Linked DNA regions of Mus musculus: region 2 is linked to region 1. A link is a loop called in an ENCODE intact Hi-C map of the cell type or tissue named here. Cell type or tissue: heart. All regions are shown on one strand. Each heading gives the region's core, and the rest is flanking DNA. Links, peaks and the distances in the headings are about the cores only. Region 1 overlaps Wdr48 (WD repeat domain 48). Region 2 overlaps Ccr8 (chemokine (C-C motif) receptor 8).

The links. Hi-C counts contacts between places; a loop is a spot of excess contacts. Peaks named below come from ENCODE experiments on the same cell type or tissue, not always from the same donor. Only the 100,000 strongest peaks of a DNase experiment are listed, where the experiment ranks them.
Region 2: it touches region 1 in a loop (6-fold over the local background); 2 of 42 quality-filtered maps call a loop at or near these places.

Annotation. Positions count from the first base shown.
Region 1 is chr9:119,906,374-119,918,819 of GRCm38, reverse strand. Wdr48 (WD repeat domain 48) reads right to left here. Exons shown (of 19, transcript NM_026236.3): 6 at 11,604-11,692; 7 at 11,033-11,134; 8 at 9,245-9,469; 9 at 7,722-7,796; 10 at 6,351-6,453; 11 at 5,095-5,192; 12 at 1,987-2,094; 13 at 1,613-1,709; 14 at 263-358. Among named protein-coding and RNA genes, the nearest start is that of Gm2449, 18 kb to the right of the region's middle. In heart, for the core only: a CTCF peak has its summit at 5,207 (motif pointing left); no DNase peak of the experiment used is centred there.
Region 2 is chr9:120,092,186-120,104,631 of GRCm38, reverse strand. Ccr8 (chemokine (C-C motif) receptor 8) reads right to left here. Exons shown (of 2, transcript NM_007720.2): 1 at 12,444-12,446; 2 at 9,726-10,825. The coding sequence starts at 10,811. The coding sequence ends at 9,750. Among named protein-coding and RNA genes, the nearest start is that of Ccr8, 6.3 kb to the right of the region's middle. In heart, for the core only: a CTCF peak has its summit at 5,739 (motif pointing right); no DNase peak of the experiment used is centred there.

The sequences.
Region 1 (12,446 bases), core at 1,454-9,453:
TATAACCATGTGTCTTAAATGTCCTGTGCAGAGGTAGCTGCTTCTGTTTGTTCTGAGTATCAAACAGATATGGGGTTTCTTTTATCTGTAAGGGCCATGTTACAACTCCTGCAAGCTGTCTCCATGCACTGGATGCTCTCACTCAGATGCAGGAGAGAGACAATTAACCAGACATACCACAGGCTATGCCAGACTTCAGCACACTATGTTAGTATCCCTTGGCCCATGCAACTGCCACTTTTCTGAGCAAACACACACTGACCATGGTTCACTTCATTCTCTTCTTCATCCATGGGAGTCACATGTGTCCTGGGCCAGTATTCCAGCAGTGCCTGTAGTAGAAGTCCTCCTAAGTTCACTGTGGGTTAAGAGGAGAAATGGGAGAATTTGTTAGCTCCAACCTAAGACAGGAAGTTGTCAGTGTTCACTATCCGACCGGGCAGGGGTGGCTATGAACAGGGCAGTTATGGACACTTGAAGGCAGAGGTGCTTCTCAGGATGGGGATTACATGTGAGGCCTTAAAGAAGCTATACACACAGGCTGTTAAACTGTTCAAACTGTTAGACATTGTCTTTTCTTTGTGAGTTCAGCCTGGCCTTTGACTCATCTTCTTTCTTCCTACTCTCAAGTGAGAGGCATGTGCTACCATACTGGGGTACACATACTGTGGGAGTTTGACTAGGATGTCCCCTCGTGCTCCCCCCAGACCCATGTATTTGAATGCCTGGCCAATAGGGAGTGGAACTAGTAGGAGGTGTGGCCTTGTTAGAAGAGTTAGTCATTGTGGAAGTAGGCTTTGACGCTTCCTATGTACAAGGTATACCCAGTGTGACACACACAGTCTCTCCTTGCTGCCTGTGGATCAAGATGTAGAACCCTCCATTCCTCCAGTACCATGTCTGCCTGCATGCTGACATAATAATGGTCTAAACCTCTGATACTATAAGCCAGCCCCAATGAAATGTTTTCCTTTGTAAGAGCTGACATGGTCTCTTCACAGCAATGAAACCTTAACTTCTTGGTGTTTGATCTCAGAACTGAAGCTGCAGAGGAAACGCTCTCCTGCTGTTCAGCAGTCAGGCTTCTTTATCCTTCTTGTGCAGACAGGGGTTTTACATTGTAGCTAAGGCTGTCCTGAACTCATGGCAGTTACCCAACCTAAGCCTCCTAAGGGCTGGGATTACAGGCATGAGCCACTATGTCTGGCTTAAGCAATTCTTTAAAACAAAATAACAGGATGTTATTCACAGATATACTCCCCTAAAGCCAGCAACCTTGTATTTGTACACATGTTGGATTGTTACACACCAAATTCTTAGAAGAGTGCTTAGTGAGATACAGTGTCAGGATGTGCTTGGGCAGTGGTGATGTACATCTTTAAACCCAGAACTCAGCCCAGCACTCGGGAGGCAGAGGCAGGTGGATTTCGGAGTTCAAGGCCAGCCTGGTCTACAGAGTGAGTTCCTGGACAGCTAGGACTACACAGAGAAACCCTGTCTTGAAGCAAAACAAACAAACAAACAAACAAACAAACGACAGTAAGAGTCATGATGTGGGGAGCACTTCCAAAGATGACCAGCCACCTTCTTTAATTGAAGACACTTAACTCACGTTTTGGGTCTGACCCATCAGGACTGCTAAAGCCAGCATCTTTCGCAGAAACCCAGGCAGCGAAGCAGTCACTCTCATCCAGGGTAATGGTCAGCATCTGTTGGAGGCACAGTGTCAGCAGCTCGCTCTCCCTCCCCTCCTCTCCAGCACCTGACCCTGCAGCATCCGTACACCAGACTAAGGCTAAGCCGTGCCTCCTGGGATTCAGCTACAGCTTGCTTTACTCAAGTGCCAGGCTTAAATGACAGCAGAGTAAGATGGCAAAGCAACTGCACATATCACATTTAAACACAGCGAATTCCTTAAGAATAATCAGGACATGGAGGGGATCTTCAACTATCCAAAATCACATAAATACTGATTGCCTAACTCACCCCTGTTTTTAGGTCTACTGAGAACCAATTTGGAACATACACCATTTTAAATCTTTTCTTAATTTCATCTTCAAAGTCCACTTTGCCCAAATCTTCCACTTTGCATGCCTGCGTAAGAAAGCACAATGGTCAGGATGAAGTAAGGAACCAACTGGCTGAAACTTCATTCTTCCAAATTTCACATTTGCTTAAATAATTCTAAAATATACTTCAAAAATATCATAGCTAACTTCTTTTATTCTAAGGCTTTCACATAACTACCTGCTAGCAAACTATTAAATTAGTGAGGGGAGGGATGGCTCAGTGGTTAAGAGCACTTGTTGCTTCTGCAGAGGAAATGGGTTCAGCTGCAGTGGCCACCAGCCTCATAACCATCCACTTACTCCAGGTTCAGGAATCTGGTGCCCTCTTCTTATCTCCCTGGCACCAGGCACAGGTATGATGCACAGACATATGTGCAGGCAAATGCTCATACACATAAAGAAAAAAAACCGCTTCATCTTTTTAAAACTGAAAACAATCTTTTCTAGGGGATGTGGCTGTAATTTAATTTTTCTAATACTAAGTTTCTAACACTCAGCTAGAAGCACCATCAAGTAAATTTCAAAACAAAAGGGAGAAAAGTAACCAAGAAACATGGTTAGAAGGGCTTGCTTATCGAGCGCTAAGTTTCTTTCGGACAACAGCTGGTTCAGGGACTAACGGAGAGCTTTCCTCTCCTGACCACCTTAATACTTCTATGGCTGGAGGGATGGCTCAGTGGTTAAGAACACTTATTCTTGCAGAAGACCCAAATTTAATTCCCAGTACAATACTATATGGTGGCTCAGAACTATATAATTTCAGTTCCAGGGAATCTAATTACCTCTTCTGACCTATGTAGGTACCTGGTAAACACATGCATGAAGGCAAAACAGGCATACATACACAATTTAAACAATCCTTAAAAAAAAAAAAAGACTTCTGAACACCTCTCATTCTAAAAATGTAGTACTTCCCCAAAACCTTAAACATCTTAAGCATCTTTGGTGCTAGGGTAGTTTCCACTTATAGCTCTTTAGTGCTGAACACCAACACAGTTTCTCCCTAGTGCTCAGTTCAACACTAGCATGGCTTTTAGTACCCCAGTAATCTCCTCACAGGTAAACATGACCTCTCCCGCATCCTATAGCTCCATAATGTCCCAAGGAAAGCATACACCACTGTAACATACCCAAATCACAGGAGACGCCCATTTCCCGAAGCTTATGACATTTACTGCACCACACACATATTCCTTGGTCCTAGCTGGCACCCCCAGACCATTTTCCCCTAACTCTCTGGAAACCCAAGCCCTGCTCCATTCAAATGCAGTCACAGATGGCATATTGCCCCTCAGATCTCCATTGTATCTGTCACCATAAAATCACTGTCTCCAGCCACAATTGGACCATTACTGCTACCTGGAAGTGTGCGTGCATGTGAATACGTAAGCAAGCCTAGACAGAAACTCCCTTTTTTCCTCCTCCCAGAGGGGTTGGGGGGAAAGGTGCCCTCTGGTTATGTTCGGGTCTTCCCTGGGAGACTTACATACTGACAGTCCCCACTCCAATGGATTCCTCTTAGGAATAGTCAAACAGTTTCAAATTCTTCCACCCTAAACACACCTGAGCGCGCGCGCACACACACACACACAGCCCACAGAGTAAAAACAGCCTCTCCTTGGATCTTGCTCCTAACCCTTTCCCAACTACCCCCCCTCTCTACCTAACTCCTGTAATCCAGTGACTTCAAGACAGTTTCTTTCTTCATTGCCGTTAACACTGAACCCACTGGCTCCTGCCTGCAGGGCTCGTGCCAGAGTCCACTCTCATGGCTCTCATTAACTCAGCTCCTTTCTGAAACCCTCACTTGTCCTTGAGCTGTCACTGGCTTCTGGTTTTCTTACCCATCTTTATCACTCACACACTGGTGGCCTCCTCCTAAAATCCTTGACAAGAATGATGGCTCAGTTTACCCTCTTCCTAGTCCTGCTTCTTGGAAATCCTGACAATCCTCAAGACATCATCTGTAATGCCCACGCTGAGGGCTGCTGTGTGTTTATAGCCTGCACAGGTGTCCACCTAGCAAGATAAACTCACATGCACCATTTTCCTGATAGCTGGGCTGTCGTCGTCTGCCTCTATCACTTCAGTCCACAACAGAAGCGCAGGACTCATCCTCACGCCTTCCTCTCCTTCACAGTCTCCGTTGTCTTTCTTTTGTTTCCCACCCATCTCGTTGTAGCAGATTCCTATATGCTGAGCCCTGTGTTGCATGGTTCTGAAATATGTCCTTGACATCACCAGAGAATGGGTTCCCCTCATTTCTGGGTTGAGGCCACAGGTTTCGGTAAGTCCAGCAGGTCATGTGGCTACAGACTAGAACACAGTTCTGCCCTCTCCTTCATGTCCCCAAACTTCCTTGACTTCTTCTTTACCCTGTTAGGCTTATTATACCAGATCATGTGACCTCAGGACTTTCAAGGTTCATATCCAGACATGGGAAGCCGTTTTTTGTAGAGATGACAACCATGACACACATACCCTGGAGCCTCACCAAATAGAACTCTATCCCATTCAGACAGCAGGGTTCTACTGAGTGCAGCTAACAGAGCAAGACCAGGGAACAGGACCACAGGCAGCCCCAGCCTGCTAGTTTAACTAGAGACACAGCATGGCAAGACTCTTGGGTACCGTGGAGACACTCAGTGATGGGGAGGGCGCAGTCTGGGAAGAGTCAAGCAGTTTTGCTGATGGTTAGGGCTTTTCTGGATCCTCCCAGTTACCATGGGACCCTTTTGTAAAAGAAAGGACAGGACAGAATGGCTCTCCTTACACTCAGTGAATGATCCAGCCTAAATGCCCATAGCATAATGATGAGAACCTTCCAAAATAAAGCAGTGTTCGATATGATTTGTAATACAGTGGCCAGGGAAATGGTTTACATGCTTAAAAAGGTTAGCTACTACCATACATACCATCCTATATCCAAAAATATCCACCTCCAAATAAAGTATTACTGTAAATAAATATTATCATGTACAGAGGAGGAAAACTAAGGGAAACAGAGGACACAACAGGCACTCACCTTCAATACATCCCAGTACGCCACATTGTTATTCGTATCTTTGGTTAATATGTGTCGCTTGTCATTTAGGATGTGGCACTGAATAATACTAGCGCCCCCTAAAGGAGGAAAAAAAAAACAACTGGCAAAAGACAAAAAGACTGGGGGGGAGGGTATGGGGGACTTTTGGGATAGCATTGGAAATGTAATTGAGGAAAATATGTAATAAAAAATATTAAAGAAAAAAGAAAAAAGAAAAAAAGACTAGTACTCCTCACTGTCACGGAGTTGGTTCTCCCCTCCCCTTCTCTGTTTACGTGGGTTTTGGGGAGAGGAGCGGAGCTGTGCGGACTGAGCAGCAAGTGCTGAGCCAGCCTGCCAGCCTGGCCTCTACTCCAGCCTTCCCTTCCTCTGCACCTCCTCAACCGTGTCTTATCCGGAGGTGGCTAAGTGCTCCAGATCAATGTGTCAGGCAGGATTCTAGTCCTAAGTGCAAACGTTAAACGCAACTCCACCCCCTTTTAAAGCTGACATCTGGCTTGTGCCCAGACAAGATTAAAGATATTTTACCCTGGCTACTGTGTTGTAGGGTAGAATATGAACAAGAGACTAGTGTCACAATACACAGTTATAAAGGCAGCCCTTTTGTATACCGAATGCAAAAGGTGTCCTGTCCTGTTTGCAGCAAACAGCTGAAGACAGTGCATCAGACACAGGCGGACACACAGAGCACCAAGGTTCTCACTCACTCAGAAAGCAACCCTTAGGTCTGGGAGAACGGACCTCATCGCTATACATGCATGTACTGAAGCACCCCATGCAAGCCCTCATCTGTACCACCAATAGCCATTAATTAAAAAAAAAAAAATCAATCAAAAACTCATTTCTTGTGACTGCTGGTAGGTGGCCTGTGGGCCCCACACTCCTGTGCATATGGACAGCACTGATGGGACCCAGTCGGTTATTTAAAAATCACTCATGAAGGTAGGAGGGGACATGCTGAGGAGGTGTGAAGGGACCAGAAGAGATGACCTGGGAATAGGTATGATGATGACGACGCGCGATACACATGGCAGAAGCAGTCAAAGAATACATCAAACACGTTCTTAAAAACCCTTCTCATCTCTTACCATCATTTTCTTGTGCTAAAAGCAAGCACAGGTTACTGGGCTTTTGTCTATAGCAGCACTGCATTTAAAGAAAGGCCGCCACTTTGAAAGTCATCATGCTCATTAACTGTAACCTCATTAAAGTCTGCTTGCCTGGGGCCTTCTTACCTTTAATAACTTGGTCGGGCTGTGTGCAGAGGGGCGTTATGGGGTTTGTACAATCATTGTCATAATCACCAGAGGCTCGAAAATTATGAATTCCCTTCAGTGTCTAAAGGAACAAAATTAATAATTTCAGCATTTTATGTTCTCCAGGCTTGTCAAGAGTTGAGAATGTTATAGCTGTAGAACTAGTAAATGTTGAGTTATCACAGGTACATGAGACATACCCAATCACAGCAGGAAGCCACTGAGTCAACCAGCAAGAAATCCCCAACAAGTCTTAAGGAGAGAATGTTGAGCTTTCTTAAAAAGAAAAACTTACAACTATCCCCAAACAAACAAAGAGCAAACCCACAAGGCTCTGTGGTACTCTGAATGAGAATGGCTCTCACAGGCTCATATATTTGAATTTTTGAAAGATTAAGAGGTGTCATTTTGTAGGAACAAAAGTGTCACTGAGGGGCACCTTGTGACTTTAAAAGCTTATGCCAGGCCCACACTCTGCCTGCCTGCAACTTCTGGACCAGCTGTGAGCTCTGAGCTACTGCCCCAGCGCCATACCTGTCTGCCACTACATTCCCCACCATGATGGTCATGGACTAATCTCCTGATTAGTACCCAATTCAATGCTTTCTGTTGTAAAGTGCCTTCACGTTTTATCACAGCAACAGAACAGTAACTAAGACAGCCCTAAAGCAAGGCACTATTCCAGTTAAGATTGTAACTGACAGACACAAAGGCACTCACAGAAGTTGTGAAGCTGACCTGCACACAAACCCTCCCTCCCCCTAGCTCCCAGAGTCAGCAACATAAGAAAGCTGAGCTCCTTAAGTAAGGAGCTGGTGCTATGAGGACCTAACTGCCCAATCTATATCTACTGACCCTGCTTTCCACAACTTGGAGAAAGGCAGGAAGTCAGAAGCCAGCCTCCTGTTCTATTACCTTCAGAAAAATGGGTATGTGGACTGTCTGCTTCATTCTTTTTGTGTGTTTAACAGAAACAGTGTCTTGCTATGTAGCTCAGGCTGACCTTGAACATGCAGCACTCCCATCTGTCAGTCTCCCAGGCAGGAGTCCAGCTGGACTGCCTATTCTCAGGTGCAGTATTTTAAGGTCAGAAGCTGTCTGACACTGACTGGTTTAGTCAGGCAGCACTGTTCTAAGTACATCAAGCACATATCCTAGCTGGTAACAAAGAAAAAGCAGCTTCATTTTGCCCACCAATGTCAGGGTTACTCCCACTCTTGGGATTACACCTGCATTCCCATGGGAATGTGGATGGGGCCACAATGAACCTCTGCTGCTGGTACCTGGCATGTCTGAGATAGCAAGCCAACCATGTCTACGGACTTGTCACAAGCACGGTCATGCACTTACCCACTTATTTACTGTGGACTTTGTTGTTGCAACCCAGATTGCAGGAGGGGGATCTGCTGATCTGTCAAGTTCCATCTAAAAACCAAACACAAAAGTCTTCTTTGTCAAGGGCTGATAACTGAGCTGTTGGCCCAGAGGTGAATTATTAGCACGTGAAACATCAAGGTACATCACTCCTTTGTCAACACCTGTACACCACCTGCACCAGGCTTGCAGCAGTAAGCTGTAGACGCACAGGGAAAGCAGTCACCAAAGGAGTCGCGTCTTGCAGAATTGGAGAGGCTGAATGGTAGGTGAGCACCCTCCCACCAGAAAGCTACTTGCAGCTGCTCCTGTGTATGTGCACGTGTGCAGCTGGCTCACAGTTTTAAATGAGGTTAACTGTTGAGACCTAAGCGGGCACAGCCAAAAGGACAAGGACTTTCTGAAACAAAAGCAGCATTCTGCTTCTGCTATTCTAGTTTTTACTCTGTGTGTGTGTCTGTGCACTTTTCTGAGATAGGTTCTTGCTGTGCCTTTGAAGTTAGCCTTTGGTGGCCACCATGCTTAGCTTACATTCTTAATGAGGAAATAAATTTCTTCCTTTTTTTGAGAATGCTTATAGAAAAAAAAATCCTAATACAGTGGATATGAAGTTAGCCCACCCCTGGGGGATAGGCTCCCAGGATCACATCACCACATGCCCTCTGGTCCTTTCAAAATGCTGTACATTGAATGTAAGACATATATTTATGCTCGAATGGAACCACTCTTCTTCTAACATCAGGAGACTGCAGCTAGAGTGGCATTTCTTGACTCTTGGCTACCAGGAATTCTCAGTGATTGTCTTCAACATATAGGTACCCGGGGCTGCCTGCTTTATATTGCCATCCACAGCCAAGAGCTGCCAGCACCTGCAGTGCTCACATGACCAAGTCTCTTCCATGGCTGCTTCCTCTGTGTCCCTGGCAGATGCTTCCCATCTGTCCTGACTCCCCCAGGTCTGCTGGGAGGCAGTGTGTTTGCACTCTGATGCAACTGGCTCTCCTCCTTCAGGAGACCTCCCATTCCTCAGTGCTGAGGCGGAGGCCTTAACACTGACACCTTTTTTTTTTTTTTTTTTTGGCTTTTCGAGACAGGGTTTCTCTGTGTAGCCCTGCTGTCCTGGAACTTACTCTGTAGACCAGGCTGGCCTCGAACTCAGAAATCCACCTGCCTCTGCCTCCTGAATGCTAGGATTAAAGGCGTGCGCTTATCTGTTCACTGACACCCTAACTGCTCGTGTTCTTCCCTGAGCAGGGCAGAAGAGCCAGGCAAACTCTGCAGCATGCCTGACAGCATCACTAGAATTTATCAACAGGAAGTTATCCATGCCCCAGAGAGGTACTTCAGATATCACAACGTGTCTACACCAAGACTCTCCCTACCCTGTTGAGGACAGAGGGTCTTCTTGACCCCATTATCTGGTTCATATTTACTGCAGATTCTGCTGTACATACCCAAAGCTCACAACCTCAGTTGGGAAACTCAAAAACTCAACACACCTTGAGAACTGGTGCTTTTTCTTCACAAATCAGTACCCGAATGTCAGGGTTCCTTAGGTCTGTGCAGTAGATTTTCCTGTCTCGTCCTCCAGAATATACATGTGTAAAGGCATCGTTGACCTGTAGGGCCCAAACACCTTCATCATGGACTCGGTATGTTGCTATACATCTCTGCTGGCCAAGGGACCACAGGCGAATGGTCCCGTCAGAACTCCCAGAGAGGCACTGTGAACAAAGGAAATAAGGTGAGGTGCTTCTGGGAGCAAGCCAGTCTGAGATGAGCAAACCCAACAGGTGTGCTCCAGCAGGGGACACCAGAGCCAACATGCCCTTGTCCTCTCTATCCAGCTGCCTGCTGGTTCTGTAAACACTAATGATGAGCTATGTATGGAAGATCGATTACTGAGGTAGGCAGAGTCTGAAAGCAGCTGAAGATAATAAGGTGGTTGTGATCTCAGAACTAGCATCTTCTCTAAGAACTTAGTAAAACCATAAACTCTTAGGCCCCATCCAGACCTAAGCAGGCAAAAGTATAGCAGGGTTAACCAACAGGTCCAGCAGGCTCCTGGGCAACTCCCATGGTCTCGGTCTGATGGCACTGCTCTGGGCCAGTGAGCCTGTCAAACTGTAGAGAGGTTTAATGAAATGAGCAGACTAGAAAGCTTCCTCACAGACTGTTAGGAGCACTGGAAATTTAATCCCCTCTTTTAACTAGCTCACAAGAGAAGAACTGACCCAACCTGGGTGTGCGGGGGCCGGGACATGGGACAGGCCCAAGGAGGGGCTCTCTATGTAGAAGATACTCCTCTGAGGTGGCAACACTCTTAGGAAAGCTCCAATCCTTCATCCTAGAACATATGTCTACAGAGAGCAAGGTCTGGCCAAGATAGTGTTATGAAAGTCCACATAGCTTAATACTGTGCAACAGTTAAGGACCAGATGCAGACTGCACAGCTACAAGCAGGGAGAAAGCAAAGACGCAGACCAGGTTACTACTGGAGAAGTTGCCTGATGCTGGGATCTCAGACCCCTAAGATAGGTTTGGGATTTGAGTGAACAGAAAAACCCTGTGGGTGGCAGATAACTGCATCTTAAGATCCAACAGGTAGCTTTTAGAACTGAGCCCTGTTGCCATCAAGGCTTAGAGCAAATGCAGTTGATTTTGAGGGCTTTGCATCTGATAGTTAAATCACCTCACACAGACGCACATTACAACTCAAAGAAATGACGCAGACTACAGTGGACAGGAAGAGCATTAGGCTTCTGAGACCACTGCTAGAGACTTAAACTTCATAAAACATAGCGACAGACAACAAAACTGCCTGTGGAATTTGAGTAGGAGTGTCCCCATAGACTCCCATATTTGAATGGATGGCCCACAAGGAGTGGCACTACTAGGAGGTGTGGCCTTGCTGGAGGAAGTGTGCCACTTGTGGGGGCGGGCTTTGGGGGGTCTTCTATGCAGTGGAACACAGACTCTTACTGCTGCCTGCAGATTAAGATGTAGAACTCTCAGTTCCTTCTCTAGCACCACATCTGCCTGTACAGAGGCCAAGAGAGAACTGGATGCTCCTAGAGTTGGAGTTACAGAAGGTTATAAACTCCAGACCCATGTGAGGGAACAGAACTCCAGTGCTCTGCAAGAACAACAGTGCTCCTACCTGAGCCACAATTTAGTATACTAAACACTGAAAATTAGGATGTAAACCACACATGTATCTTATGGTTCAAATCATCGTCCCCAGCCATGCCTAGAGGGCAGAAGCTGAGTCTGCACACGGCCCTTACCTGTGTGCCGTCCCTGTGCAGCAGCAAGGCCTTCACATTGTCCGTATGTCCTTTCAGCTTCATGAGTTTCGCGCAGGTTCTTGGATCCCACACTCTCAGAACCTGCCAGTTTTTACAGAGTATTAGATAAGCCAGATTAGACACACCCAGCTTTTGAAAGCACCCAACTTTCATATCAAATGCCAACTATTACATTCTGGAGAGGAAACGCTGCTGTAGCCAGTGTATGTTGCCCATGGCTGCTAATGTTTGGAGAATACTTTTCTAATGCCAAAATTACACAGCCTCCATCACTATATGCACATGCAATTAATATTTCTTTTATCACTCACTAGACAAAATGACTGGTGTTTTATTATTTTTATTTTTTGGTTTGTTTTGAGACAAGAATTTGGTTGTGTTGCCCAGGCTGTCTTGAACTCTTATTAGATTCAAGCAATCATCCTGCCCCAGCCTCCTGAGTGCTGAGACTCTGCATGCCACCTCACTAAGCTCTGTGTATGTGTTTAAGAACTGAACAGATGCAATGACTCCATTTCTTGGTTCAGATATCCTGGCAGGCCTCTCTTACCTTCTCAGTGGACCCTGATACAATGATTGTTCCCAGTTGGTTCATGGCCAGGCTATAAATGGAGTCTTTGTTCCCACTTAAAGAAGAAGCTATTGAGGATAAAGGGAGTTCAATGTTAATAAAATCAGCAACTTGTCAGCAAAAATCACAAGCTTACACATTTGACTTGAAAAAAAAAATCCTATCTTTACACATACTTTAAGAAAATGAAATCTATCTATAACAGAGATAATTCCAAATAACAGTATCACCAAAATTAGTGGGTTTTTTTCCTGAAATTGAGTATGTGCAAGTGCTTAATATTATATCTGTTAAATTGAGTTGTGCTGCCATTTAAAATTGACCCACATAAGCAGTATATTTCCAAAGATGGGCTTGAACCCACCAAAGTCACTATATTATTCAAAGAAAATGCAAAATGAAAACAACATTTCACATACAAATCAGGTTAAACAAACAACCCAAACCCCAAACAAAAATCCAACGCAAAGCTTTTAGCCAGAAGCATGTCCATGCCCTTTGATTTGGAAGCCAATGTAGAACTCTTTCCTCAGTAACTGATTCACAAAAATACACGAGGTGGGGAGTTAGCACTCTCAAGGGGCTTACAAATGCCTGCTCTATGTACTCAGCGAAGGTTAACTATCACTAGTATGATGTCTATGCTCATACGCCTCTAAGCAAGTCCACCTGGGGCAGAATCTCTGTCACTAAGCCCACATCTTTGATGCTCCATATTTCAGAGGCAGGTCTTACTAAGCAAGCAAGGATATAGCAGACAGAGTGTACCTGCTTAATCCTTGAAAAACCAACCAAACAAAACCAACCAAACAAAAAAATCTC
Region 2 (12,446 bases), core at 2,676-10,675, 180 kb before region 1:
ACTTTATGGACCATATTTGCCACCATAGTGGGATAATGCTCTATAGTCTTATTAGGGGATATATGTGGATGTATCCATACTATAGGGCCATCTTGCTATAACACAGCAGTTGGCAAATTTATGGTTTGTAATATGCATAGGCACAAAGGCTCTTGCTCATTTATACGATTTAACTGTGTTTTTTGGATAGCTCTTTCTACCCTTTAAACACTGTTTTTGCATATGACCTGTTTGTCCACAATTATAGCAGGTTATTCCTTTTGTTTGCGCCATCAAAACTGCGGCAGCCAGCCCTGCATTCGTAAGGGGTCCTCCTATTTCTCTACAGGCTTTCATCCACGCCTGTAGTCCTTTCCCTTTCCAAGGTGTGATAGCATTTCTGCATTCCTTGGTACATTGCTCATAAACTAATTGTTCAATTAACGGCTTTGCGGCCTCAGAATCACCAAATATGCGTCCGGCTGCTTCTATCATGCAGGCCACAAAGTCAGAGAATGGCTCATTAGCTCCTTGAACAATTTTTGTCAGATTACCAGATACCTCTTCTCGATTAGGCAATCCTTTCCAAGCTTTCACTGCTGCCTGATTAATTTGATCATAGACCTGCACTGGGTATCCTAATTGATTGTTTGTCTATTGACCCTGGCCTGTAAGCATTTCAAAGCTCCATGCTGGTTGCCCTGCAGCAGCATTAGCATGGGCCTGACTCAAACACAGATCATGCCATATAGACTTCCAGTCTAGATACTGTCCCATAGTAAGACATGCCTTTACCACACTCATCCAATCAAAAGGAGTCATGGCATGGTGAGCCAGTCTATCAATTTGGGACTGAGTAAAAGAGGCATTGACTCCATAGGTCCTTACTGACTCTGCTAAATCTTTCAATTGTTTATGCGATATTGGCTCATAATATCGCTGTTGAGCTTGATCCTGAAAAACAGGAAAAGCCTGATATATTTTACGCAACCCTCTAGGAGTACAAAAAGAGTGGCCATTGCCAATTGTTTTCTTTTCTGTATAAGGCAGAGGTGGTGGGGGAGCACTGAGACTCCTCCCTATTGGACCATATCTTTCTGCCTCATACTCTGTAGCAGCCTCTTCCAAATCTTCCTCCTCCCCTGCTGATAATTCCGAGTCCTCCGAGCTAGATAATTCTAGTAATTCAAAGTCCTCGAGAGGAGGGTAAATTGACTTAATTTTTTGATCTTCATTCTTTATATCATCTTTTGAATCTTTATATTTTGGTTTCTTTTCCTTTTCTCTTTTTATATCTCTTCCTTTACTTATTTTTCTGTGTGCTCCTTCCTTTTCATTTCTCTTTGTTTCTGACATGCTTTCCTGGTGCTCCTGCAATATATGCTGCCCCTCTTTAACAGCTGGCTCACATTTCTTGTCCTGAATACAAGCCTTAATCAACTTCCATAGCGGTCTTATTTCTGCTTTCACTTTTCCTTCAGCTTCCTCTCTTGCTATATCTCTCTCTAACTTTTCCCAACTAGGTAGCATCAGTGACCCAGTGGGGGCAAACCAAGGAGCGAGTCTGTCTATCTCCTTTAAGAATCATCTCACTGTACTTTCAGAAATCTTTAAACCTCGTTCTTTGAGCAAGGCTTGCACCGGCCCTACTAACAGCGTAGACTGGCCAGTACCCATGATCGTCCTGGACTAAAGTGTTATCTACGTGAGATTATTCCCAGCAGATACACTCATGTCCAGGGCGGTGAAAATTAAGACAATAACACAATATCAGGACAAGAATGAAAACAAGCAACACAACCCCAGCAACAATCACAGGATCTATTCTGAAAGAAAGCATACCTCTCAGAGACTTACCCTAATTCTCCCACGAAATGCAGTTCTGAATCCTCCCTTTCTTGGGGGTCCTCGCTTGTGCCTTAAGGTGTCTTGTTCCCGGGTTTCGGCACCACTTGTAGACGCCTGACTCACCAGCAAGAAGGAAGCCACAGCAGGATTCTTCTGCACACGTTTATTGGGAGAGCTTGATAGCAAAAGCGAAAGACCCCGAGCCCAAAAACCAGTGCTGCTTATATAGGCCTAGGATAGGCGTGTCTACACCCGATTGGTTATGCTTTCAGTACCTCATTTACATGCCTTGGGCCAGGCAGTGACTCAGCAAAAAACTCTACTGCACATGCGCACATTGGTTATTTACCCATATTCATGGGCGTCAGCTTATTGAAACCAGCACCATCTTGTAATGGCGTTTATTGGCTTCCCACAAGTGTGTGTCACCACACCGGCTGTTTTTTTGTTTGTTTGTTTTTTGTTTTATTTTGTTTTTGTTTTTGTTTTTTCGAGACAGGGTTTCTCTGTTTAGCCTGGCTGTCCTGGAACTCACTTTGTAGACCAGGCTGTCCTCGAACTCAGAAATCTGCCTGCCTCTGCCTCCCGAGTGCTGGAATTTAAGGCGTGTGCCACCACACCTGGCCTTGTTTTTGTTTTTTTATAGAGGGGAAACTGAACCTGAGACCTTCGAACATCAAGTGAGTGCTCTAGCGGTAAGCTTTTAGTCCCAGCCATCTTTTCTTTCTTTCTTTCTTTCTTTCTTTCTTTCTTTCTTTCTTTCTTTCTTTCTTTAAAGATTTATTTAATGTATATGAGTACACTATAGCTGTCTTCAGACACACCAGAAGAGGGCATCAGAGTCCATTACAGATGGTTGTGAACCACCATGTGGTTGCTGGGAATTTAACTCAGGATCTCTGGAAGAGCAATCAGTGCTCTTAACCCCTGAGCCATCTCTCCAGCCATTTTTGCTTTCTATTTTGAGAGGGAAAAAAATTTTTTTCATGAAATTGCTCATACTGAGTCTAACTCATGCTGTAGCCCAGGCAATCCTCCTGCCTCTGTCTCCTGAGTCATAAAAACCCATATATATATATAATTGTTATTGATTATTTGAGATTCTTACACCATGCACCCTGATCATGCTCACCTCCTGCTCTGTCCATGGCTGCCCCTCCCCCATGACTTTCTCCCCCACCCCCCAAAACAGATGAAAGTAAAAAGGAAGAAACAAGCAAACAAAAACCAAGTCCTTTTGGGGTTGTCTATATACTCACCAGAGCATGGTCAAACCCCTAGTGGCCAGCCCCCAAGGGAAGGTGAGTCTCCATCTGCCACCGCCACCACCCCCCAGAAGCCCTCAGCTGTGGAGAGCAAGCTACATTTCAGCATCCTTGTCACTTTGTTTTAGTTCTTGATAGGGCTGCCATTTTGGGGAAGTGGGGTTGGGGTGGAGTCTAGGGGTTGTCACAGAAGGCTTTTATGTTCTGCTTTCTCAACTGTGCTTGGTCTGGTTCAAGGCCTCTGGCTTCTGCTACACCATTAATACTGGGCACCTCGGTGAGCCAGAGTCATGGAGGTCCTGTGGCTATAAGGGCTTGGTGCTAGACTCTAGCTGCTGCTGAGGCTACAGCTCCTGCAGCAGCCCCTTCCCCTCACAGGGAACATGGGATCCCACTGAGACACTCTGAGCCCCTAGCTAAAGGACTTCCAGGTGCCAGGATCTTTCATCTCAGGAAATGAGTTTCCATCAAAGGGATATGGACGGCCATGCATCCTGCCTCCAACCTTCTTCCTTGCTTCCTACCTGGAAATCAGAGAGGCCCCTCTGCAGCTTGTGCTGTTGACCTGGCAAGTTTTATGTCAACTTGACACAAGCTAGTGTCATATGGAATCACAACTGAGAAATGTTGCCTTGGTTCGATTATAGGTTTAGCGTCCTTTCTCCCTCTAAGAAACCAATCAGGGAAAAAACCAAAACAAAACAAAACAAATAAAGATAAGAACCTGGTCAGCAAGCACCTGAAATTCCTAGAGTGCCTCCCATGTTCATAAGGCATCTCAGTGCCTTAGCCTTCAACTAATGACCTCTGCCCACCCTGTGCTGGGGAGCCAGCCCCGACAGGGACAGGTACTGGGGTGGGACACAGCATAGGATGAAGACCAAAGGCTGATGACCCCTGGCCTTTAATTCTCTCTTACTGTTCGGGGGGGCCAGAAGCTCATGGTGTCTGGCAATCAACTCCTACTGATAGAAGCAGGGGATTAAGAAAAGAAACTTAGTTACTTGTGACCTTTACTCCTCAAAGCTATATAAGCCAGAGACAAAGAAAAAGGATAAAGTCAAGCACACACACACACACACACACACACACACACGAGACTGGGCATGACCAACTGTTTCATCAATTTCACAAGTGAACATGCATACATACACTTATACCTATATTCATACGTATGCACATACATATAGACAGACACATACAGATTGTACATAGAGACAGACATATATACAAATATATATATATATATATATATATATATATATATATATATATATACACATACACACACATACATATACATTGGGTGGATGGAGCAGAGCCACACTTTATTTTTTTCTCTCCACATTTATACCTTCTTAGACAGAAGTTCTTTATAAAATTACCTCATAGATAAAATGTTACACAAAAGGGGAGTTACAGAAGGATGTTGATAGTTAAGTTCAAAGCAGTGTTTCACTCTCTAAGCTCATTACAAGTTCAAAGTAACAGTTTCACATGGCCTTGCTTTATCATAGTGCACACCTGTAGCCTCACCCTTGGGCCTGACCTAGAATGAATGTTTTTCCTTTATCACACATCTGTCCCAAGCCAGTTTCTCTTCTTAGTGTAATTGTGAAAGCTCATTGGATTCCTTCTTATGCAGCCTTTACTTACAATTCTAGTGAGGAGCAGGCGCATTCTACTCTTGATTCTAACTTCATTCCATCTTTCTGGCAAAACGACTAAAACCATTTCCTTAAACTTTCTTCTTAAAATTGTTTGAATTAAATCAGGAATTCTATAAAGTCATTAAATCATCTAAACAGCACTAATTCAGAAAAGTTCATCTTCATGTTGATCTGCAGAAAGTTTGCTCAATAGAGTGGGCTGATGCCCTGGAATCATTAGACTGTGTAATGGTGACAGGAAAGGCAGATCAGCAGTGAGATGCAATCCTGAGACGAAGTCTCTGGGATCCATACCTCTCAAAGCACACCCATGGCAGCCATGCAAAATGGTGGGCAATCTCCAGGAAACTGATTTGCTGGCCATAACATTTCCAACATGGCTCGTGCTAACATTGGATATTCCTATCCCCTTCCCCAAAGCCGTACAGCCCTCGATTCACCCCAAATAAAGTTGTTCTGTTTCCCCAAAGCTGATCCTGGAGTGTCGTCATTTCCGTTCATACTCACGAGCCATCTGAAACCCTGTTCGTTGGCTCTGCTCTCTCTTCATCCTCATGGGCTGGTGGCCAATGACCCTGGGAAGAAGGGAGACCCGCAAATACCCCGGATCTGGAGTTACAAGTGACTGTGAGCTGACAGGTAAGTGCTGGGAATTGAACCCGGGTCTTCCAGCAAGAGTGGTAAGCATCTTAACTGCCGCGCAGCCTCTCCACCCACAGTTCTCCCTGGTTCTCATGATCTTCAGGGGCTAGCTTCTCAATCCACCCAGCAAGTACACAACAGCTGGGACCCGGGATGTGGCAATGAGCAAGACAGGCAGGGGATCCCAACTGTACCCCACTGTTGCAAGTGTTTACCTGCTTGCTTGTTAATGTGCATTCAATCACATAGTCCAAATGCGGGTTTGCCAGATGAACCCAAAGCATCAGGGAATTCCAGTTCTTTGCAACTGTGGGCAGCTGGTGGTACCGCTAGACAGTGAACAGCAGGTGGCGATAGAGCACAACTTCCTGGTTCTAACCAATTCCTCACCCGGTTCTAGCTTCATTCCCAGTCCCCTTTAATGGGTAAGGAATTGGAAGCAGCAAACAGTTATATCAGTTACCCCAAGTGTGATAACCAAAAGAAAACAAACAAACGCACAAACAAACAAACAAGTCCTAACCTGTCCGCTGTTTATTTCATCACGTTACTAAGATTTTTCGTTTAAATGTATGAAGGGAGTTGACGGGTTCTGTAAGGATATCAGGCAGCTGTGTGGGCAGGCAGGACAGATGGTCCCTCTGTCTCCGCTCACTCCACCCCCTCTTACCCACGGCCTCTTGGAGTTCAGAGAGCTTACCTGAGGCCAGCTGTAAGGGATGCAGCTGGACCAAGTCAGGTCCTTGCCCCATCAGAAAGCTTAGTGTGACTCAAGATGCCCGAGTGACTCTTGCTAAATAAGAACCATCTGAGCAGGACTCCTGGAAGCTGACAGTCTTGAAAAATGTCGGAGGAAGCCCCTCTCCACTCCCCATGTCTCACACACACTGCAGAGTTGCCTGTCCCACCCCACACAGCATGTTGCCCACTGGGTGCTTGCAAGGTTCAGTCAGAGAAGCATGGAGACTGTGAGGAAGATGGTGGCCTTGCTAGCTGATACAACTGATGAGCTATGAGCCTGTGGCTTCGGCAACATCCTACTCTAAGATTCCAACTTGGCAACCTCTTGCCATAACAATAAATAATTTTATCTTTCCTTAAACTTTTTTTTTGTGTGGGGGGGAACAGGGTCTTCTGTATCCTAGGCTAACCTCAAACTTGCTTTGTAGAAATATTTATTCGGCCAGACATGGTGACTCGTGCTTTTAATCCTAGCACTCTGAAGGCAGAGGTATGTGGAGCTCTGTGAGTTCAAGGCTAGCCTGGACTACACAGTGAGTTCCAGGATAGCTAGGGCTATATAGATAGATCCTGTCTCAAACCCACCTACTTACCTCTCAAAAAGAACACAAAGGAAATTTCATAATAACAAAAGAGGCTATTTGGTTTAAAAACATGCAGAACAATTCTTTATTTGTCCATACTAATAACAGCTTCAGTGGCTGGAGAGATGGCTCAGTGGTTAAGAACACCAACTGCTCTTCCAGAGGTCCTGAGTTCAATTCCCAGCAACCACATGGTGGCTCACAACCATCTGTAGTGGGATCCGATGCCTTCTTCTGGTGTGTCTGAAGACAGCTACAAAGTACTCATATAAATAAAAAAATCTTAAAAAAAAAAACAGCTTCAAAACATACAGTAAAAACAAACAGAATTAAAATGGAAAATAAATAAGCCATAATCAGAGTTGGGTGTTTTGCAGTGCCTCTCCTATCGACTCATGGGATAAACAACCAGGGGGAAATCACCAAGGATTCAGCCTGTGCAGCCGCTCAAAGGGGAAGGTGCCTGGACTCCATCCCTGAGACCCATGCGCTGGGAAGACAGGGCCAACTCTTGCAAGTTGTCCTCTGATCTGATCTCTACACTCATAATAAATCACATTTAAAAAAAAAAAATAAGATAACAGTTGTGCCGGGTGGTGGCGGCACACACTTTTAGTCCCAGTACTTGGGAGTTCGAGGCCAGCTTGGTCAACAAAGTGAGTTCCAGGACAGCCAGGGCTATACAGAGAAACCTTGTCTCAAAAAACCAAAAATAAAAAATAAATAAAAATAAAAATAAAAATAAAAGTTGTTTTAAACAAATAAAGAGTACAAAAGTCTTAGTGGGCAGACATTTTCTTCAGTGATGTGACCAGTGGTAGTTGCTCTTGTTCCTGCAAAACGCTCTTCACCCACAGACCTCTGAAAGCAACCCTCATTAAACTCCCCGATTCACAAAAGCAACAAGATAGCTGCAGAAAGGAAAAAAAAATCAGAAAAAGAGCGAGAACACAGAAGCCTCGAACTGCGTGACTAGCTACCTGCAGAAGCAACCTGTTACCTTCACGGGTGAATGGAAACCATGTCTTGCATCATAAAATAATTCTTGATATATCTTAAAGGAATAAAACCCTATGTGTATGTTCTCTGAGAAGAGTGTAAGTAAATACTGTATGAAGTTGTCGTGGTTTTTTTCTTCTCAATGTTATGAATTCTTCTTTACTTTCCAGAATAATTTGAATTCTTGATATAATAACATTTCTGCTGGTTGTGGTGGTTTAAGTGAGCCCCATAGGCTCATATATTTGCATACTTAGCCCCCAGTTGGTGGTGAAGTGTTGAAAAGGATTAGAAGGTGTGTTGCCTTGTTGAAGAAGCGCTGTCTCTCTGTCTCTCTCTGTCTCTCTGTCTCTCTGTGTCTCTCCTCTGTGTCTCTGTCTCTGTCTCTGTCTCTCTCTCTCTCTCTCTCTCTCTCTCTCTCTCTCTCTCTCCTGGCTGTGGATCAGGATGGAAAGCTCCTAGCTGCTTCTCTCACCATGCCTCCCTGCCTGCCACCCTGCTCCCCGCCATGGTGATAAACCCTCTGAAGCTTTGAACAAGCCCCCAGTTAAATGTCTTCTTCTATAAGTTGCTTTAGCCACGGCGTCTCTTCACAGCAGTAGAACAGTGGCTAAGGCAGGAGTAGACGACTACTTCTCAGACTTCTGGCTAAGACCAAACTTAAAATGTGTAAAATGCACCCCAAGTGAATACTGAGACAATAGACGATTCCAGGAGCCCATATAAAAACCAGGCTCAAAGCAAATAGGTGAAATGAAAATAAAAACAGAAATCAACGAGCAGAGGAGACAGGAAGTCAGCGAGGCCAAAGGCTGGCTCGATGCAGAGATTTAAGCAACAGATAAGTCCTACAAAACTGATCTAGGAGAGGGGAGGGAGGGAGGGGAGGAGGAGACGGGGGTGGGGGGGGGAGCCACAATGATCAGTATCAGGACCAGAAAGGGACACCCTCATACTACAAAAAGATTGTTCAACAAAATTAATTGTCAAGAATTCGTACTCATGTACTTGTGAACTTAAGGAGAATAGCAGAATTTCTTACAAACCACAAGCAGATAAAAAGGCTGAACGCTTCCATTTGGTAATTAAATGCAAATCTTTGTACAGAAGTACCCTGGATTGGTTTATTAATAAGTTGTATCAAACCTTCAAAGAGCAAGTAATGCCATTTTTTCACACAAATACCTTTTTTTTTTTACCATTTCAGAGAATAGATTTTATTTTACTCTATTCTATGTGTATAAGTGTTTTGCCTGCAGTTATGTATGCTCCCTATATGTGTTCCTAGAGTCCACAGAACCAGACGGGGACGCCAGATCCCCTGAAACTGGAGTTGCAGATGGTTTGAACCACCATGTGGGTGCTGAGAACTGGGTCCAGTTCTCTTTTTTTTTTTCTTTTTTTTTTTCCTAAGATTTATTTATTATTATATCTAAGTACGCTGTAGCTATCTTCAGACGCACCAGAAGAGGGCGTCAGATCTCATTATGGATGGTTGTGAGCCACCATGTGGTTGCTGGGATTTGAACTCAGGACCTTCGGAAGAGCAGTCGGTGCTCTTAACCACTGAGCCATCTCTCCAGCCCCTGGGTCCAGTTCTCAGAGTAAGAACAAGTGCCTTTAGCTGCAGAGCCATCTCCTCAGCTCCTGAGAGTAGGAGTATTTGTCAATACACTTTAGGAAACCAAACCAGGACGGATCATTATAAATGAGAAAAACTACAAGATATTATTTGTCATAGACACAAGCACAAAAATCCCAAAACTAGGAGGTCACATTTTTCAAGGAAGAAAACCATGTATTCTATCTCTTTTAAAGTAGGATGGTGCTGGTCCAGCGTTCAGGAGGCTGAGGCAACAAGGTTGAGAGTTCAAAGCCAGACTGGGCTCCATAGTGAGACTCTGTTTCTGTAAACCAGAAGTGGGAAAAGGAGGGGAAGGGAGACGTGAGTGGGGGGAGGGGAGAAGATTGGGGCCAGGAAGGGCAATGCAGGTGGAGTCTGCCTGCCCTGCACACTCCCCTTACAAGATGTCATCCAGGGTGGAAGAATGGGAAGATCGCTGGTTCGAGGACAGCTGCCTTTCCAACGCCCCCACGGGCATTTGTCTCCCTAAGTAGAGGAAGATGTGGCTGCAGCTCTTTTGAAACACATCCATGAGGTGTTTCTTAAACTTCTCTCCTATGAACGCGTAGATGACGGGGTTCACGCAGCAGTGGGTAAAAGAGATGACCTCTGTGACATGGATGGCCAGAGCCAGCCTCTGCCTCGTGGCACATCCATCCAAGATGTGCAGGTCGTGCAGGGACGTGAGGAAAAGGGCCACGTTGAATGGGACCCAGAAGAGTAAAGACACAATGACTACGGTGAGCACCAGCTTGATGGCTCTGGTCCTGTTGTGGTTCAGGCAGCCCCGCAGCTGCTGCAGGATCCTGACATAGCAGAACAGGAGGATGGCAAAGGGGAGCAGCAGACCCAAGGCGTTGATTTCAAAGTGGGTAAAGAGCTTCCACCTCAAAGACTGCTCTTCATAAAACTGGAAACATTGTAGCATGCCGTCTTCAGAGGCCACTTGGTAAAAAACCATCAAGGGGATGGTGGCTGTGACAGCAGCCAGCCACACTGTCAGACTCAGGGCTGTGCCCACGCTGGCCGTCCTCACCTTGATGGCATAGACAGCGTGGACAATAGCCAGATACCTGTCCACACTCATTAGGGTGATGAAGAACATACTGCTGAAAAAACCAATGTAATAAAGGCCAGAGACCACCTTACACATCGCAGTCCCAAACACCCACTGGTCCAGCAGGTTGTGGGTCTGAAAAGGAATAGAGAGGACAAAGAGCAGGTCGGATGCGGCCAGGTTCAGGAGGTAGATATCTGTGATGCTCCTCAGTTTCTTGCAGCCCACGAGGACTAAGATGACCAGGCTGTTCCCCAGAAGGCCCAGCACAAACAAGACGCAGTACAAGATGGCCAGATACAGCATGCTGCCCCTGAGGAGGAACTCTGCGTCACAGGGGGCGGTGAAGAAATCAGGGTAGTAGTCGGTCATCGTGACGTTGGGCTCCATCGTGTAATCCATCGAGGCAGGAAGACCTGGTCAAGCAGGCACGTGAGAGGTGCTGAGGGCTGTATTCACAGATTGAAGCCCTTAAACACCTCCCCTTTCTCCCTGCGGCTCAATGTCAGGGTGTTAGTGTGCGGCAAGCGCTCTCCCATCAAGCTGTTCTCCCTAGACCTTGCTTCCTTCATACAAGGTCTCACTAAGTGGTTTGGGCTGGTATGGAACTTGCTACATAGCCCAGACTACTCATGATCCTCCTGCCTCAGCCTTCTCAGTGGAGGTATTACAGATCTGTACCACCTTGCTTGGCCTCTCTCTCTCTCTCTCTCTCCCCCACCCCCCCATTGTAATTAGTCAATTTTGGTATTTTTAGATAGTCTCACTATATAGCCCTAGTTGTCCTGGAACTTACTATATAGACCAAGCTGACCTCAAACTCCCAGAGATTCACCTGCCTCTGCTTCCCAGGTGCTGGGATGAAAAGCACGCGCCACTCTGCCTGGTTTCTCTTTCATTTTATGGATCCACAAACAAAATACAGGCCAGGTGTGTTGATACACATCTTTAGTCCCAGCACTTGGGAGGCAGAAGAGGGTGGCTCTCTGAGTTTGAGGCTAGCTTGGTCTACAGAGTGGGTTCCAGGACAGCCAGGGCTACACAGAGAAGCCCTGTCTCAAACAAACAAAGTATATATGTATTCAACAGACAACATTTGCTTACTCATTCCTATGCTGCATATATGATGTCTCATTTTGTATTTTGCTTCGGATGTATCCTATGATATTCTTGAATTTAGTTCATTCACTCATTGCTTCCATAACCCCCCCCCCTCAAAACGATTTAAAGTGCAATAGGAAAAAAAAATGATCCCAATTCCTCTCAAAACGAGAAGCACCGGGTTCGCCAGAGGTAAGCCTGGTAAAGGCTGGAATTCAGTCGTGTCAAACACTGGGGCTGAGGGGATATCTCCGTAAGCGAGGTGCTTGCTAAGCAACCATGGAGACCTCAGTTCAAACCCCTAAACCCATGCGTGGCAGTGTGTGCTCGCAATGCCCACGCAGGGGAGGCAGAGACAGGCAGAGCTCCGTGGCCCTGGCCAGCCTGGCCTGCTTGGTGAGCACAAAGCGAGGGGAGAGCGCCTGAAACATAGCACCAAGGCTGGCCTCTGACCTCCTGTACATGCGCACACTCACATATTCTCACACACACACACACACACACACACACACACACACCACGAAATAAAACATTACAGGGCCTGGGGGCACAGCACATGCTTAGGACCCGAGCCAGGTCCTAGGTCCCGTTCCCCACACCCCACACAATGCAGAGTCTAAGACTCCATTGACAGACATACAAGGAGGTGGGATTGAATGGAAGTTTTCTGTGGAGAAAGGATGATCGCCAGAAAATGCTGTCTTGTCTAATTTTTTTACTCCTGTGAGAGCTTTCAGCCCTTTCTGTGTCCTGGAGAACAAGGGACATGCTCCTATCAGCCACCAAGAGACACACGCGCTTGTGGGCTCAGGCTTTGGAGACACTCAAAACTCTTATGATCCCGAAATATCAGCCTTCTCCTGATCTCTCTGTAAGGAGATGAAAACGGTGCCCGCACTGCCTCTGAGCCCTAACCCCAAGGATGATTCTTACCAA